2 separate regions of the Homo sapiens genome follow, and region 1 is linked to region 2. The links are chromatin loops, found by intact Hi-C in ENCODE. Cell type or tissue: natural killer cell. All regions are shown on one strand. Links, peaks and the distances in the headings refer to the core of each region. The heading gives the core; the rest is flanking DNA. Region 1 overlaps IQGAP1 (IQ motif containing GTPase activating protein 1). Region 2 overlaps CRTC3 (CREB regulated transcription coactivator 3).

What was found. Peaks named below come from ENCODE experiments on the same cell type or tissue, not always from the same donor. Only the 100,000 strongest peaks of a DNase experiment are listed, where the experiment ranks them.
Region 1: it touches region 2 in a loop (4-fold over the local background); 2 of 110 quality-filtered maps call a loop at or near these places.

What each region holds. Positions count from the first base shown.
Region 1 is chr15:90,403,700-90,412,036 of GRCh38, reverse strand. The region is part of intron 2 of IQGAP1 (IQ motif containing GTPase activating protein 1); the gene reads right to left. Among named protein-coding and RNA genes, the nearest start is that of IQGAP1, 20 kb to the right of the region's middle. RefSeq lists a silencer at 3,922-3,971. In natural killer cell, for the core only: no CTCF peak of the experiment used is centred there; a DNase peak (open chromatin) is centred at 3,826; H3K4me3 peaks cover 322 bases; H3K27ac peaks cover 4,563 bases.
Region 2 is chr15:90,564,734-90,573,070 of GRCh38, reverse strand. The region is part of intron 2 of CRTC3 (CREB regulated transcription coactivator 3); the gene reads right to left. Among named protein-coding and RNA genes, the nearest start is that of CRTC3, 39 kb to the right of the region's middle. In natural killer cell, for the core only: no CTCF peak of the experiment used is centred there; DNase peaks (open chromatin) are centred at 4,380 and 6,420; H3K27ac peaks cover 3,791 bases.

The sequences.
Region 1 (8,337 bases), core at 287-8,286, 160 kb after region 2:
TTGGAGAAATGGAAACTAGATCATAGTGATGGGTTGCACAACTCAGCAAATTTACTAAATATTATTGAATTGTACATTAAAAAAACAGGTGGATTTTGTGGGATGTGTATTAAACTCCAATAAAGTTTTTCGTTTGTTTAAGTCTCGGCTAATAGATTACTTACTCCTTGATCAAGTCTTCAGATCCAGAGTCTGGTGAAACATTACCATGGTCAGCTGTCTATCTATCCATCCATCCCTAGTTTACCACTTACCATGGAGCATGAAAGACCTTTTAATCTTAAATGAAATGAAATGAAATTCCAAAACTGAGTTAAATCTAGATGATAGCTAAGTCTCAGAAGCTACAGCTTAATCATTACTAACCTGTGAGCAGCTCTACAGCCTAATCATTACTAACCTGTGAGCAGCTCTTGAGAAGAAAACAACAGGTAAGAGTCCTCTACAAAGTAGAAGACAGGCACCTATTTCTCTGTAAAAGCAATCCTCTGCTAGAGCCATATATGTCAAAAATTTAATTTTCACACCTATTATTTAGTAAGAAAATAAGGGAGTGGGGGTTAACTATGATATACATTAAGAACACAGTACTGCCAGGTGAGGTGGCTCACGCCTATAATCCCAGCACTTTGGGAGGCTGAGACAAGGAGGATCATCTGAGCCTGGGGGTGTTGTGGCTGCAGTGAGCCCAGATCACACCACTGCATTCCAGCCTGGGTAACAGAGTGAGACCCTGTCTCCAAAAAAAAAGAAAAGAAAAGAAAAGAAAGAAAGAAAGAACGTAGTACTTGCCTTCTAAGGCTAACAGTGCATTAGGAAAGAGAAAAGTTATAATAAAGATACATGAGAGAGGAACATCTAACTTAGACCTGGGGTAAGGATGGATGGCCAAGTGAGTTTCCCAGAGGAATGCTAACTGATTTTCTTAGATAGGCAATATATTTTTTACACAGGTCAATACTTCAATACACAGTTCGAAATTCAAAAAGCATAAAAAAGATACCCAATTAAAAGGAAGAAAACTCCATGAATTGAACAGGAAAGAGTGACATATGCTGCAGAGATTAAGTACTAGAAAAATTTCCATGGGACATAGCAATTAGGCCATTGGTGATATGAGCAAGAGAAATTTCTTTTTCTTTTTCTTTTTTTTGAGGGGATCTTGGGAATGTTTTTTCTTTTTTTTTTTTTTTATTATACTTTAAGTTCTAGGGTACATGTGCACAACATGCAGGTTTGTTACATATGTATACACGTGCCATGTTGGTGTGCTGCACCCATTAACTCATCATTTAGCATTAGGTATATCTCCTAATGCTGTCCCTCCCCCCTCTCCCCTCCCCCTACCCCACAACAGGCCCCAGTGTGTGATGTTCCCCACCCTGTGTCCATGTGTTTTCATTGTTCAATTCCCACCTATGAGTGAGAACATGCGGTGTTTGGTTTTCTGTCCTTGTGATAGTTTGCTGAGAATGATAGTTTCCAGCTTCATCCATGTCCCTACAAAGGACATGAACTCATCCTTTTTTATGGCTTCATAGTATTCCATGGTGTATATGTGCCACATTTTCTTAATCCAGTCTATCACTGATGGACATTTGGGTTGGTTCCAAGTGTTTGCTATCATGAATAGTGCCGCAGTAAACATACGTGCGCATGTGTCTTTATAGCAGCATGATTTATAATCCTTTGGGTACATACCCAGTAATGGGATGGCTGGGTCAAATGGTATTTCTAGTTCTAGATCCTTGAGGAATTGCCACACTGTCTTCCACAATGGTTGAACTAGGAAATACCATTCAGGACATAGGCATGGGCAAGGACTTCATGTCTAAAACACCAAAAGCAACGGCAACAAAAGCCAAAATTGAGAAATGGGATCTAATTAAACTAGAGCTTCTGCACAGCAAAAGAAACTACCATCACAGTGAACAGGCAACCTACAGAATGGGAGAAAATTTTTGCAATCTGCTCATCTGACAAAGGGCTAATATCCAGAACCTACAAAGAACTCAAATAAATTTACAAGAAAAAAACAAACAACCCTATCAAAAAGTGGGCAAAGGATATGAACAGACACTTCTCAAAAGAAGACATTTATGCAGCCAACAGACACATGAAAAAATGCTCATCATCACTGGTCATCAGAGAAATGCAAATCAAAACCACAATGAGATGCCATCTCACACCAGTTAGAATGTCGCTCATTAAAAAGTCAGGAAACAACAGGTGCTGGAGAGGATGTGGAGAAATAGGAACACTTTTACACTGTTGGTGGAACTAAGCAAGAGAAATTTCAATGGGGAAAAGGAAGGCACAGGAATTACATCCAAATGAGTTAAGTTAAGGAAGTGAATATAGGGGCAGGGCACAGTGGCTCACACTTGCAATCCCAGCATTTTGGGAAGCCAAGGTGAGTAGAACACTTGAGTTCGTAAGTTCGAGGCCAGGCTGGGCAACCCAGTGAAACCCGTTTCTACAAAAAAATGTAAAAATTAAGGCCTGGCGCAGTGGCTCACGTCTGTAATCCCAGCACTTTGGGAGGCCAAGGCGGGTGGATCATTTGAGGTCAGGAGTTCGAGACCAGCCTGGCCAACATGGTAAGACCCCATCTCTACTAAAAATACAAAAATTAGCTGGCTGTTGTGGCGGGCACCCATAATCTCAGCTACTCAGGAGGCTGAGGCAGGAGAATCGCTTGAAGCCGGGAGGTGGAGGTTGCAATGAACCGAGATCGTGCCACTGCACTCCAGCCTGAGTGATAGAGCCAGACCTTATCTAAAAAAAAAAAAAAAAAAAAAGTGAATATAGGAAATTTTCCTTGAAAGAACAAAGAGGGGAAAACAATCAGGGTATCTAGGAGTAAGGAAGTGTATCTTGAATGGGTGAGGATGTTCATGTGCTAAAGAGAAAGAAGCAGCAGGAAAAAAAGTGCAAGTTATAGTTGGGAAAATAATATTGGAATAAGAACCCTAGAAGACAAGAAGGGATAGGATCTAGATCACACATAGAAGGTTAAGTGTTAGGAGAAAAATACGTTTTTCCCACTGCTACAGGGAAAGAGGTCAAGATGGCATGTTAAGCCAGCATGGTGGCATGCATCTGCAGTCCCAGCTACTCACAAGGCTGAGGTCTGGGGATGGCTGGAGCCCAAGAGTTCCCGGCTGCCATGAGCTATGATTGCACCCCTGCACTCCAACCTGGGCAAGAGAGCAAGACCCTTTCTCTAAAAATTAATTAATTAATTTTTTAAGTGATAGCATGTTAAATGAGATGGGGTAAATTTGTTAGGGCCAAAATGTGAAGAAGTTTTGAGAGAAAATAGATGTCATCAAGCCACGATGCAGGAAGGTAGAGACAGGGATGCCCACAAAGAATACAAGGTTTAGTATAACTTTTAGGTGATCAGCCCCACCCATCCCTGCCAATTCAAATGTTACCTTCAAAAGTCACCTCTCCTCCACGAACCTTTTCATGACCTACCATCAGAAATAATCTCTTCTCGTTCCAAACTTCCTCTAAACTTTCTTATGGCACTTTATATCTCTTTATCGCCTAATAGTTATTTATGTACATAAGGGTAGAATCCTTTTCTAATTTATCTTTGAATAAATTAGAAAGACTCTACTGAAAGACACACACTGCTCTTTCTCTCTTGCTTAGGGACCGTATTACTCCTGGTCTCAATTATAACCAAATAATAAAAGAAAAACAAAAACCAAAACAGAAAATTACCCCAAGCTCTTATCACCATAACACTGAAATTCTTTTTCCTACCACAACCCCCACATACCACACAACTCTGTACTCATTCAACTTAACAATATCCCCAAGCACCTACTTTGTAAAAAGCACTGTGGTGAGAGGTGCCATTGGGTACCAGGAAGTGGAAAGAGCTTCAACTCTAAAGGAGCACAGAGAACAAGACAAGTATACATAGTGTTATGCTTTCCCTTGAAAGGGAAACGCCTGACCATACAATGTCAGCTTATCCTGAAAAACCCAGCCATAAAATAATCTTTCCCTGTCTAAACTCTCACACATTAACTATTTGCATCATTTCCTCAGCAATTACATATTGCCTTGTGACACTGAGACCTCTCATTCTCTGATGTTGGGTAACTTTTCAAATGTTTATGCCCTGTCTTCAATTAATCCGTAAGCTCCTAAGGGCAGGACTGTTTTATACTTTCGCATCTTCTTCAGTTCTCCCAGAGTGTCCTGAACAATGGAGGAGCTAAAAACGTGTTTTACTTGCTTTAAAGTAATTATTTTATTGGAGGAATTTTCCCAACTTCTTAGCCATGTTAGAAAAAATGAGCAATGGAATAGTATCAAGTCATTCAAAATAAAAATAGTTTTTAATAACACAGGAAATGAAATAAAAATTGTTTTTAAATAACGAGAAAATACTTAGGTTAGAACATAACAATCTTCCATTAAACTGTTACACAGTCTAAACCTGAAAATCTGCAACACGGGTTTTCCCAAAGCAGCTCAGACACCGTTTGGAAATTTCTTATTGTTATATAAGAAACTATCCTCCTATTAAGCAGATTTCCATTGTCTAGTTCTGTTCCCCTGGCACCACATCTGACAAAATGAACTCCCCTCCCATCTCTCAGGAATTTTTTAGTAAAGTAGGTAAAATGTTAATATAACAGTTGACTGAATTCCTAAACTAGATGAAAGGTTGAGCTTCTGAGATTCTGATTTTATATTTCTTCTAAATCTTGTTTCCATTTTATATAGCCTCAGTATTCCCAATTATTCTTCATAGATCATAATTGGTAGACCCTTTATCATCCTGGTCATACTCATCGAACACGCTCTCATCCCAGAGCAACAACTAAGTCTCAACTAATGGACAACCAACACCCACTGATTGGGAGTGGTTCCTCAGCTTCTACGTTGAAAAGGATTCTGATCTATCAGCAGTGCTTGCTGTGGGTGTAAAATAACCTACCACAAATCTAACATCCTTGCTCTAGACTACGAGATCCATCTTAAAGTATGGCCTCCAGAACTAAACACCAATTTCAGGAAGCCTCTGATTAGTCCAGAGGACAGTGGAACCATCTTTTCCTTGGCTGCATATACCATATATCTACTAATGAGTTAATGAACTTCTCAGGTTTCTTTCATTTTGTTTTCGTTTCCCACCAACGTTATTCCCACTAACGCTACTTCTCTCCCTTATCCTATACACTTTTTGAACTCCAATGTAGGACATCACACTTATTACTATTGAATTTCATTATTAGATTCACGGTACATTGAAAGCAAAATGTGCCTTACAATATATTAACTATCTCTCTAGAAACAAGTAAAATCCTAACTTCACTGACACATCACTGACGCCCTAGTAAGTCCCAATAAAAATGTTTACAAATAACATGCCCTAAAAGTGCTTTCTCTGAACTAAAAATCTGCAGCTCTTTTTGCTGAGATACGATTCGTAACGTAAACTCATTTAAAATATACAATTCAGTTGCTTTTAGAATATTCACAATGTTGTACAACCGTCATCACTATCTAATTCCAGAACACTTTCATCAACCAAAAACAAACCCCGGCCGGGCACGGTGGCTCACGCCTCTAATCCCAGCACTGGGAGGCTGAGGCGGGTGGATCACCAGGTCAGGAGATCAAGACTATCCTGGTTAACACGGTGAAACCCCGTCTCTACTAAAAATACAAAAAATTGCCAGGCGTGTGTTTTTCTCTGATTCACCAATCTGGTGACCCTGTCCAAAAGGAAATGATGTTAATGTGACAGGGCTTTTTTTAGGGAGCCCATGTTGGCTCCCAAGCATCACTTTTCTCGCTAAGTGTTCATAAGTTATGCATCTGACAATGTGCTCTGGAATTTTTCTGGTCCAATGTTTGGCCAGAAACTAGTTTACTAGACCAGAATTTGTCATATTTATCTTTTCCTTTTTAATAATTAGTACATTTGCACCCCTCATTTTTAAAAACCACACTCCCGTCCTTTGCAATGCCTTAAAGATCACTGAGCAATTATACCTATCCAATTAGTACAATTATGGCTTTAATTTAAGCTCTATAAGCCAAGAACAGGATAACTCAACGGAGAATGTAAACTAACTATCATAAAACACAAAATAGCTGAGAAGTGACCATGAACATCTCCCAAATTCTTATTTGAAATAGTCTCTGAAGAAAGTCTTAGAGTCCAAAAATAAAAAATAAAGTAAAAGAAAGAAAAAATAGTCCCTCAAATCCGTAACTGATAGAAAAAAAAGTGTTCGCAAACCAGAAAAAAAAAAAAAACCTGGAACACTATTGATAAAGTAGGTTTGAGGAATATTGCATACACTATCCTTTGCCTTGGAGACTCAGAATTTACAAGTCTATGACAAAGATTCCAAATAATTTGCCACTTGAATAATATTTGGCTTGGTTTAACTCAGTATTTCTGAAGCTTATTTCACCACTAAACCCTTTCTTTAATGTCACAGCACAATATACCTCAAAAAATACTGATCTAGAAAGTCAGCCACACAGTTTTTCAAACTCCAAATTTGCACTCTCCTTTACACAAAGAATAAATTATGTTAGTTTGGCAAGTCTAGTAATCTCTTCACAGTCTTTATGTCAAAGCTGTTAATTCAAAACCTGTTTTCTCAACGCCAACTTTACTACACGATATTAATCTGTTTAGCATTACAATATAACTTGCTTGAAAGCACTCTGGAAAATCCTAACCAAATTCCCTAAAATGATAGTTAAGCCATATGTTTCAAAAAGCTCAACAGTTGAAGCTGCCTTGTTCTGAAAAAAATTAAGATATCAGTTCATAAACTAGAGCACAAGACACCCTCCAGAGCACATTTCCTAAGACACTGCTAAGACTCAAAATGTAAAATACGATTCAAAAGTCAAAAAAGCAGGATCTATCTTACTCCTCACACCAAAATAAATTCCAAATGGATCAAAGAGTTAAATATTAAAACACTTTACATCCTAAACATACTAGAGGAAAACATGGGAGAATGTTTTTATATAATCTCAGTATAGATAAGACTCTTTAAAAATCATGCAAAAAATTCAAAAACTAAAAGTAAAATATTAGTAAGTTCAAATATGTTTTAAAACTTTATTTGAAATACAAAGTCAAAATTTAAAGGACAATGGCCAGGTGAGGTGGCTCTTGGCTGTAATCCCAGCACTTTGGGAGGTCGAGGCAGGTGGATCACCCGAGATCAGGAGTTCAAGACCAGCCTGGCCAACATGGCAAAACCCTGTCTCTACTAAAAAAATACAAAAATTAGCTGAGTGTGGTGATACGCGCCTGTAATCCCAGTTCCTCGGGAGGATGAGGCACAAGAATCGCTTGAACCTGGCCAAGATCGGGCCACTGCACGCCAGGCTGGGCAACAGAATGAGACTTTCTCAAAAAAAAAAAATTAAAGGACAAAGTGGAATGAATATTTATAACACCCACGGTGTACAACGAGCCAATTTCCTCAATATATAAAGAGCTCTTACCACAATGAATAAGAAAAAGATGAATAATCCAATAGAAAAATGAGCAAAGGATTCTACCGAAAAAGTTCACAGAAAAGAACATACAAATGGCTTTTAAACACATGTAAAGATGCTCATCTTCACTCATAATTAGATAATCCAAAATAGCTACAATGAAATACCATTTTCACCTATGAAACTGGCAAATGTAAAAAATCTGTAATACTCTGGGTTGGTAAAATTAAAGCGGAAACAGCCTTCTTATATGTACATTATTGACAGGCAGATGTGCAAACTGGTACAACCTCTTACGAGAGCAAATTGGCAATATTTTTGAGAACTAAATATGCATATTCCCTTTGACCCAGAAATTACACTTTTAGAAATTTATCCTGCAAGAATACTCATACATGCACAATGGCATACCTACAAAGTGACTTTTTATAACAGCAAAAGCTGAGGAGAAAATGTCCGTTGACAGGTTAACTTCAAAACCGAAAACTAAAACTGTGAAGGAAAAAAAGAGGCACTTCATTCCACATTCACTCATATGGAATGAATTTTAAGATGCAAAGCAAAACGGTGGCTCATGTCTGTAAGCCCAACACTTAGGGAGGCCAAGGCGGGCAGATAACCTAAGGTCAGGAGTTCAAGACCAGCCTGGCCAACATGGTGAAACCCTGTCTCTACTAAAAATACAAAAATTAGCCAGGCCTGATGGCGGATTGCCTGTAGTCCCATCTACTTGGGAGGCTGAGGCGGGACAATCGCTTGAACCCTGGAGGTGGAGGTTGTAATGAGCCGAGATCACACCACTGCACTCCAGCCTGGGCAACAGAGCAAGAC
Region 2 (8,337 bases), core at 163-8,162:
TGGGAGGTGGCATGGGGAGTTGTTAATAGGTACAGAGTTTCTGCTTTGCAAGATGAAAAAGTTCTGGAGATCTGTTTTACACAACAATGTGAATATACTTAACACTAATGAACTGTAAACTTAAAAATAAATCAAGATGTTAAGTTTTAAGTTATGTGTTTTTTAACCACAGTTTTTTTAAAAAATGGATATATTGGCGGGGCATGGTGGCTCACGCCTGTAATCCCAGCACTTTGGGAGGCCAAGGTGGGCAGATCACCTGAGGTCAGGAGTTTAAGACCAGCCTGGCCAACATGGTGAAACCCCGTCTCTACTAAAAATACAAAAATTAGCTGGGTATGGTGACGCACAGCTGTAATCCCAGCTACTCAGGAGGCTGAGGCAGGAGAACTGCTTGAACCCGGGAGGTGGAAGTTACAGTAAGCCAAGATTGCACTACTGCACTCCAGCCTGGGTGACAGAGTGAGACTCCATCTCAAAAAATAGAAATCAAAAAAAGGATATATCCAGTGGGGAAGAGTATATGAAAGAACAGACACTCATATGTTGGTGAGAGTAGAAATTGATATCACCTTAACAGGGAATAATACGGTAATATCTACCTTAATTTTAAATGTACAACCCTTCTTACCCAGCTATTTTACTTCTAGGAACATATCTCACAAATACCCTTATGTAAATATCCAACACGATATCATAACAAGAATGTTCCCTGCAGTTTTCCTCTGTAATAGTGAAAAACTAGACATAATCTAATTGTCTCTCAATAAGAGACTGGTTATATAAATGATGGGATAGCTACATAAATGGCTGTGCTGCTGTCATTAGAAAGAATATATATCTTTAGGTACTGACATAGAAAGATACCTAAGGTGTATCAAGTTCTGCCTTTTTTTTTTTTTTTTTTTTGAGAAAGAATCTCGCTCTGTCAGCCACGCTGGAGTACGATGGCGCAATCTTGGCTCACTGCAACCTCCGCCTCTTGGGCTCAGGCAATTCTCCTGCCTCAGCCTCCCAAGTAGCTGGGATTACAGGCACACACCACCATGCCCAGCTAATTTTTGTATTTTCAGTAGAGATGGGATTTCACCATGTTGGCCAGGCTGGTCTTGAACTCCTGACCTCAGGTAATCCACCTGCCTCGGCCTCCCAAAGTGCTGGGATTACAGGTGTGAGCCACTGCACCCAGTCAAGTTTTGCTTTTAAGATGGGAGTTATTCAGTATAGCATGATTCCATTTGTGTAGAAAGAAAATATGTATATACACACACACGCTTGCATATACTTCCCAGAAAACTGCAGAAAGGGTGCAGATGAAACACTTAGCAATAGGTACCATGGGGATTAGAACTGGGGGGAGGGTGTGAAGTAGAGAAGGGGAGACTTTTACTTTTCATGTTTCATGCTTCCATATTATTTGAGTTTCTACAACAAATTTGGAAGAATAAATAAGTGAGCAAGCAGGCAAGCAAATGAATATCCTTCCAATAGCTTTACACCGCCTTAGGACAAAATCCAAATTCCTTAATAAGAAAGCAAAGTCCTTTGTGATCTGGTTCCTACTTCAAGCTCCAGCCTCATCTCTCACCACTCCCTTCTCATGCTCAATCTATGCTCCAGTGTCACCAAACTTTCAGTTCCTCCAAGCTTTGCCAAATGCAGCTTCTTTTGCTTAGAACACTCCTCACTCCAATCTTCAGTTATATAGCCCTCAGGTCCCAGCTTAGTCACCTCTTCCTCCAGGAAGCCTTTCCTGGGACCTCCTCCCAACCCGTTTGGGTTAGGCACCACTCGGACACAATCCAGCCACTCTCTGAACTCCTCTATTGTGGGTTTGTCACATGGTGTCACAATGACTTGTAAAATCATCTGCCTCTCCCACTGGACTGAAGTTCCGCCAAGCAGTGACTGTGCCTGTCTGGGTCATTGTATCTCCAGCATCAAGCATTGTGTCTGACACGCAGTGTCCAATAAATATTTGTTAAATTGGACTTTTATTATTAAAAAAATATAACCACATTATGGACAATTTAGGAACGTAGAAAAGGGGAGGATTATAATTCTACCTTCCAAATACAACCACTATTTTCATCCAATGTTTTTGTTCCTCGTGTAGTTTTTTTCATAGCTGTATTCCCCCAAGCTGTGCCCTTCAGACACAGTCGTTTTGGTCAGGGAACATTTTGCTGCACTCTGCTGAAGCACGAGCCTTTTGTAAGCCAAAGTAAAGATCACTGTTTTTATCATCAAGTAATGTGTGTAACAGACCACAGACACCCCAGATCCTCTCTCATCACAAACCATCTCTCATTTCTGGGGACTTTGGCTTTGTATTTCATTAATTACTGGCTTGAACTCTTATGAGGATGCATTACTGTTATCCGGACCTCAGGTAATTCACCTGCCTCAGCCTCCCAAAGTGCTGGGATTACAGGTGTGAGCCATGGTTTTTAAAGAACCATGATTTGTTTACAGCCGGCTGGGTTAGCATCTAAAGAATTACTATTCTTTCCCCAAAAAAATCATTATAAAGGAGTGTTATATAACATATGTATTACTGAAGAAATTGTCAGGGATTTCACTGAGGATGTCCCTAACAGTGGTGGAGTCAAGAGTAAGGGCTCATACTGATGCCCACATAACCGACTTTTCTAATGAGGGTCTATAAAGAGAAACTCAAGAATTTGAGAGAAGAAACCCACATGAGATACAAGTGACTTCTTAGACCATCTCCGAGCCCTGCCTCATCCCTCATTGTCCCTCCATCCCTCACACCCACCTGAAATCAGAGGCTGGCAACTGGCAATGAGACTAAGGCACAGAAGTAGAGTCTCTGTTTTGCTCATTACTTGACAATTTTTTAAGCCACATTTTTAAAAAAGTAGTGTCAGAAGCTTTTGGCAATGTCAAAAAGACACTAAAGACAAACAAGTTATGTCCTAGCAACTGTGTGAAAACTTCATATACTCCTATAACCATCAGTCCATATAATTGTATTCCTTTTTAAGTATTTTGTTCAACATAGTAATATATTTTTTCATGTAGCTGAAGTCTTTACATTCATAATTTCAAACTGCACTGAGCTGATAGATCATATTTTACTGAAATCAATTACTCACTATAATAAATAATATTACAACATTATCAGGCTACAGGTTTTCTTTTCAGATATTAAATTACTTTCTTAGGATAGTGTCCCCAAAGTAGAATCTGTCAAATAATATTACTATCTTAACATCCTTTATATATATTCCAAAACTGTTTTTGAAAAGATGTCAGCCTAGGCAATATAGTGAGACTCTGTCTCTACAAAAAATAAAAAATTAGCCAGGCATGGCGGGGTGAACCTACAATCCCAGCTACTTCAGAAGCTAAGATGGGAGGATTGCTTGAATCTTGAAATTTGAGGTTGCAGTGAGCTATGATCACACCTATGCACTCCAGCCTGGGTGACAGAGCAAGATCCTGTTTCTAAAACAAAAAGCAAAAAAGACGTATACCAATTTACAACAGGTATATGTCTCAGGAGTTTGAGACCAGCCTGGCCAACATGGTGAAACCCCATCTCTACTAAAAATACAAAATTAGCCAGGTGTGGTGGCGCATGCCTGTGATCTCAGCTACTTGGGAGGCTGTGGCAGGAGAATCGTTTGAACCAGGGAGGCAGAGGCTGCAGGGAGTCAAGATCACACCACTGCACTTCGGCCTGGGCAACAAGAGCAAAATTCCATCTCAAGAAAAAAAAAAAAAAAAAGGTTTTGTTTACAGGCCATGTATGGTGGCTCATGCCTATAATCCTAGCACTTTGGGAGGCCAAGGCAGGAAGACGGCTTAAAGCCAGGAGTTTGAGACCAGCCTGGGCCAAAAAGAAAAACTCTATCTCTACAAAAAAATTTTTCAAATGAAAATTATTAGCTGGGCATGGTGGCATATGCCTGTAGTTCCAGCTACTCAGGAGGCTGGAATGGGAAGACTGCTTGAGCCCAGGAGTTCAAGGCTACAGTGAGCTATGATTGCACCACTGCACTCTCGCCTGGGTGACCGGGAGAAACTCTGTCTCTTTAAAAAAAAAAAAAAAGTTTCGTTATACTTGTTTACACCATACTGTAGTCTATTAAGTGTGCAATAGCATTATGCATGAAAAATATATACACTTTAATTTAAAAATACTTTATTGCTAAAAAATGCTAAGGATCATTTGAGCCTTCAGTGAGTTGTAATCTTTTTCCTAGTAGAGGGTCTTGCCTCGATGTTGAAGGCCACTGATTGATCAGTGGTGGTTGCTGAACGTTGGGGTGGCTGTGGAAATTTCTTAAAATATGACAACAACGAAGTTGGCTGTATCAACTTCCTTTCACAAAAGATTTCTCTGTACCATGTGATGCTGCTGGGTAACACTTTTACCCACAATAGAACTTGTTTCAAAATTGGAGTCAATAGGTCTGTAATCCCAGCACTTTAAGAGGCCAAGGCAGGTGGAACACTTAAGGCCAGGAGTTCAAGACCAGCCTGGCCAATATGATGAAACCCCATCTCTACTAAAAATACAAAAATTAGCCAGGCATGGTAGCATGTGCCTGTAATCCTAGCTACTCGGGAGGCTGAGGCAGGAGAATCGCTTGAACCCATGAGGCAGAGGTTGCAGTAGGCTGAGATTGCACCACTGCACTCCAGCATGGGTGACAGAGCGAGACTATTTAAAAAAAAAAAATTGGAGTCAATCCTCTCGAACTCTACTTCTGATTTAATAAACTTATGTGGTATTTTAAAATCCTTTGTCATTTTAACAATGGTCACAACATCTTCACCAGGAGTAGATTCCATCTCTAGAAACCACTTTCTTTGCTCATCCACAAGAAGCAATTCCTCATCCATTCAAGTTTTATGAGATTGCAGCAATTCAGTCACATCTTCAGGCTCCACTTCTAATTCTAGATCTCTGGCTATTTCAATCACATCTGCAGTTACTTCTTCCACTGAAGTCTTGAACCCCTCAAAGTCATCCAATAGGGTTAGAAGCAACTTCATCTAAACTCTTGCTCATGTTGATAAGGTTGTGACCTCTTCCTATGAACCATGAATGTTCTTAATGGCATCTAAAAGAGTGAACCCTTTCCAGAAGGTTTTCAGTATGCTTTGTGCCATGATCCATCAGCGGAATCACTATCTATGACAGCTATATATAGCCTTATGAAATGTATTTCTTAAATAATAAGACTTGAAAGTTGAAATTACTTCTTGATCCATGGGCTGCAGAACAGATGTTGTGTTAGAAGGCATAAAAACACTAATCTTCTACATTTCCATCAGAGCTCCTGGATGATTAGGTGCACTGTCAACGAGGAGTGATATTTTATTTATTTATTTATTTATTTATTTTTTGAGACGGAGTTTCACTCTTGTTGCCCTGGCTGGAGTACAATGGCACAATTTTGGCTCACTGCAACCTCTGCCTCCCGGGTTCAAGCAATTCTCCTGCCTCAGCTTCCCGAGTAGCTGGGATTACAGGCATGCGCCACCATGCCCGGCTAATTTTTTCTATTTTTAGTGGAGACAGGGTTTCACCATGTTGGCCAGGCTGTTCTTGAACTGCTGACCTCAGGTGATCCACCTGCCTCGGCCTCCCAAAGTGCTGGGATTATAGATGTGAGCCACCAAGCCCAGCCAGGAGTAATATTTTAGTTGTTTGTTTTTTATCAACCAAGAAAAAGCACTGAATTGAGCAGCAATATTTTGAAAGGAATCTTTTTTTTCTGAGCAGTAGGTCTCAACAGTGGGCTTAAAATGTACAGTAAACCATGCTGCAAACACATGTACCGTCATCCTGGCTTTGTTATTCCACTCATACTGCACAGGCAGGGTATATTTAACATAATTCTTAAGGGCCCTAGGATTTTAGGAATGGTAATAAGCGTTGATTTTGAAACCACTTCAAGTCACCAGCTGCATTAGTCTCTAACAACAGAATCGAAGTGTCCTTTGGAGCTTTGAAGCCAGGAATTAAAGTCCTAGATGGCATCTGCTTCCAAAAGAGACTGTTTCATCTATGTTGAAAATGCAGGCTGGGCACGGTGGCTCACACCTGCAATCCCAGCACTTCAGGAGGCCAAGAAGGGTGAGTTACCTGAGGTCAGGAGTTCGAGACCAGCCTGACCAACATAGTGAAACCCTGTCTCTGCTAAAAATACAAAAATTAGCCAGGTGTGGTGGCGGGCACCTATAATCCCAGCTACTCGGGAGGCTGAAGCAAGAGAATTGCTTGAACTTGGGAGGTGGATGTTGCAGTGAGCTGAGATTGTGTCATTGCACTCCAGCCTGGGCGACAGAGCAAGACTCTGTCTCAAAAAAAAAAAAAAAAGAAAGGAGGAAAGAAAATCTGTGGCTGAGTGCAGCCACATTCAGCAATGACCTCAGCCAGATCTTCTGGATAACTTGCTGCAGCTTCTATAGCAGCAATTCTTGCTTCATCCTGTACTTTTATGTTATGGAGTTGGCTTCTTCTTCCTCTTTTTTTTTTTTAATAGACAGAGTCTTGGTCTGTCACCCAGGCTGGAGCGCAGTGGCATGATCTCGGCTCACTGCAACCTCCGCCTCCTGGGTTCAAGCAATTCTCCTGCCTCAGCCTTCCAAGTAGCTACGACTACAGGCACACGCCACCATGCCCGGCTAATTTTTGTATTTTTAGTAGAGACGGGGTTTCACAATATTGGCCAGGATGGTCTCAAACTCCTGACCTCAAGCGATCCACCCACCTCAGCCTCCCAAAATGCTGGGATTACAGGCATGAGAAACTGCGCCTGGGTGAGATGGCTTCTTTCCTTAAACCTCATGAACCAACCTCTGCTAGCTTCAAACTTTTCTTTTGTAGCTTCCTCAGCTCTCTCAGTCTTCATAGAACAGAAGAGAGTTAGGCTTTGCTCTAGATTAGCCTTTGGCTTAAGGGAATGTGGTGGCTAGTTTGATCTATCCAGACCACTTAAACTTTCTCCTTATGAGCAAATAAGGCTGTTTCACTTTCTTATCATTTGTGTGTTCATCAGAATAGCACTTAATTTCCTTCAAGAATTTGTCCTACCTTGGCTTTCAACATGCTTTCCTCACTAACCTCAATCATTTGCAGCTTTTTATTTAAAGTGAAAGACATGCAACTCTTTCTTTCACTTGAACACTTAGAGGCCTAATTTCAATATTGTTATCTCAGGGAAGAGGGAGGCCCAAGGAGGGGGAGAGACACAGGAATGGCTGATCAATGGAGCAGTCAGAAGACACACAACATTTCTCTTGATTAAGTTCACCAACTTATGTGGGTGATGTTCACGGGACCCCAAAACAATTACAACAGTAATACCAAAGATCACCGATTACAGATCACCATAACAGATATAATAATGAAAAAGTTTGAAATGTTGCAAGATTTACTGAAATGCAACAGAGACATGAAGTGAGCCACATGCCATTGAAAAATGGCACCAATAGACTTGCTCCATGCAGGTTTGCCACAAACCTTCAACTTGTAAAAAGCACAGTATCTGTAAAGCAGAAAAAGCAAACCACAATAAAACAAGGTGTGCCTGTATACAAGAGCACATTGCATTACCCACTCACCAACACTGAATATCACTCAAAAATTTGTCCTAATTTAATGGGTAAAAAGGCTAAGTTATGACTTTGATAATTAGCCTTTATTGGCATTTATATGCTCTAGGTACAGTGTTAGATGCTTCGTATACATTATCTCGTTTAATCCTCACGACACTGTGAAGTGCTACTATTATTATCCCCACCTTACAGATTAAGAAACCGAGACTTAGAAAGCTTACATTGGCCAGGCACGGTGGCTCACACCTGTAATCCCAGTACTTTGGGAGGCTGAGGTGGGTGGATCACATGAGGTCGGGAGTTCAAGACCAGCCTGACCAACATGGAGAAACCCCGTCTCTACTAAAAACTAAAAATACAAAATTAGCCAGCGTGGTCACGCATGTCTGTAATCCCACCTACTCGGGAGGCTGTGGCAGGAGAATCGCTTGAACCCGGGAGGCAGAGGTTGCGGTGAGCCAAGATCGCATCATTGCACTCCAGCCTGGGCAAAAAGAGCGAAACTCCATGAAAGGAAGGAAGGAAGGAAGGAAGGAAGGAAGGAAGGAAGGAAGGAAGGAAGGAAGGTTGGTTAAATTGTTGAACACAAGGCTTGTAATGGGTAGAGACAGGCTTTGAACCCAAGCTGCCTTACTCTTGAGTCCATACTCTATCCATTCCTGCCTATGGTATCTTATTGTTTTAATCTATGTGTCATTGCTTACAGTGACAACAAATACACTCCCAGATGTTTCTTTG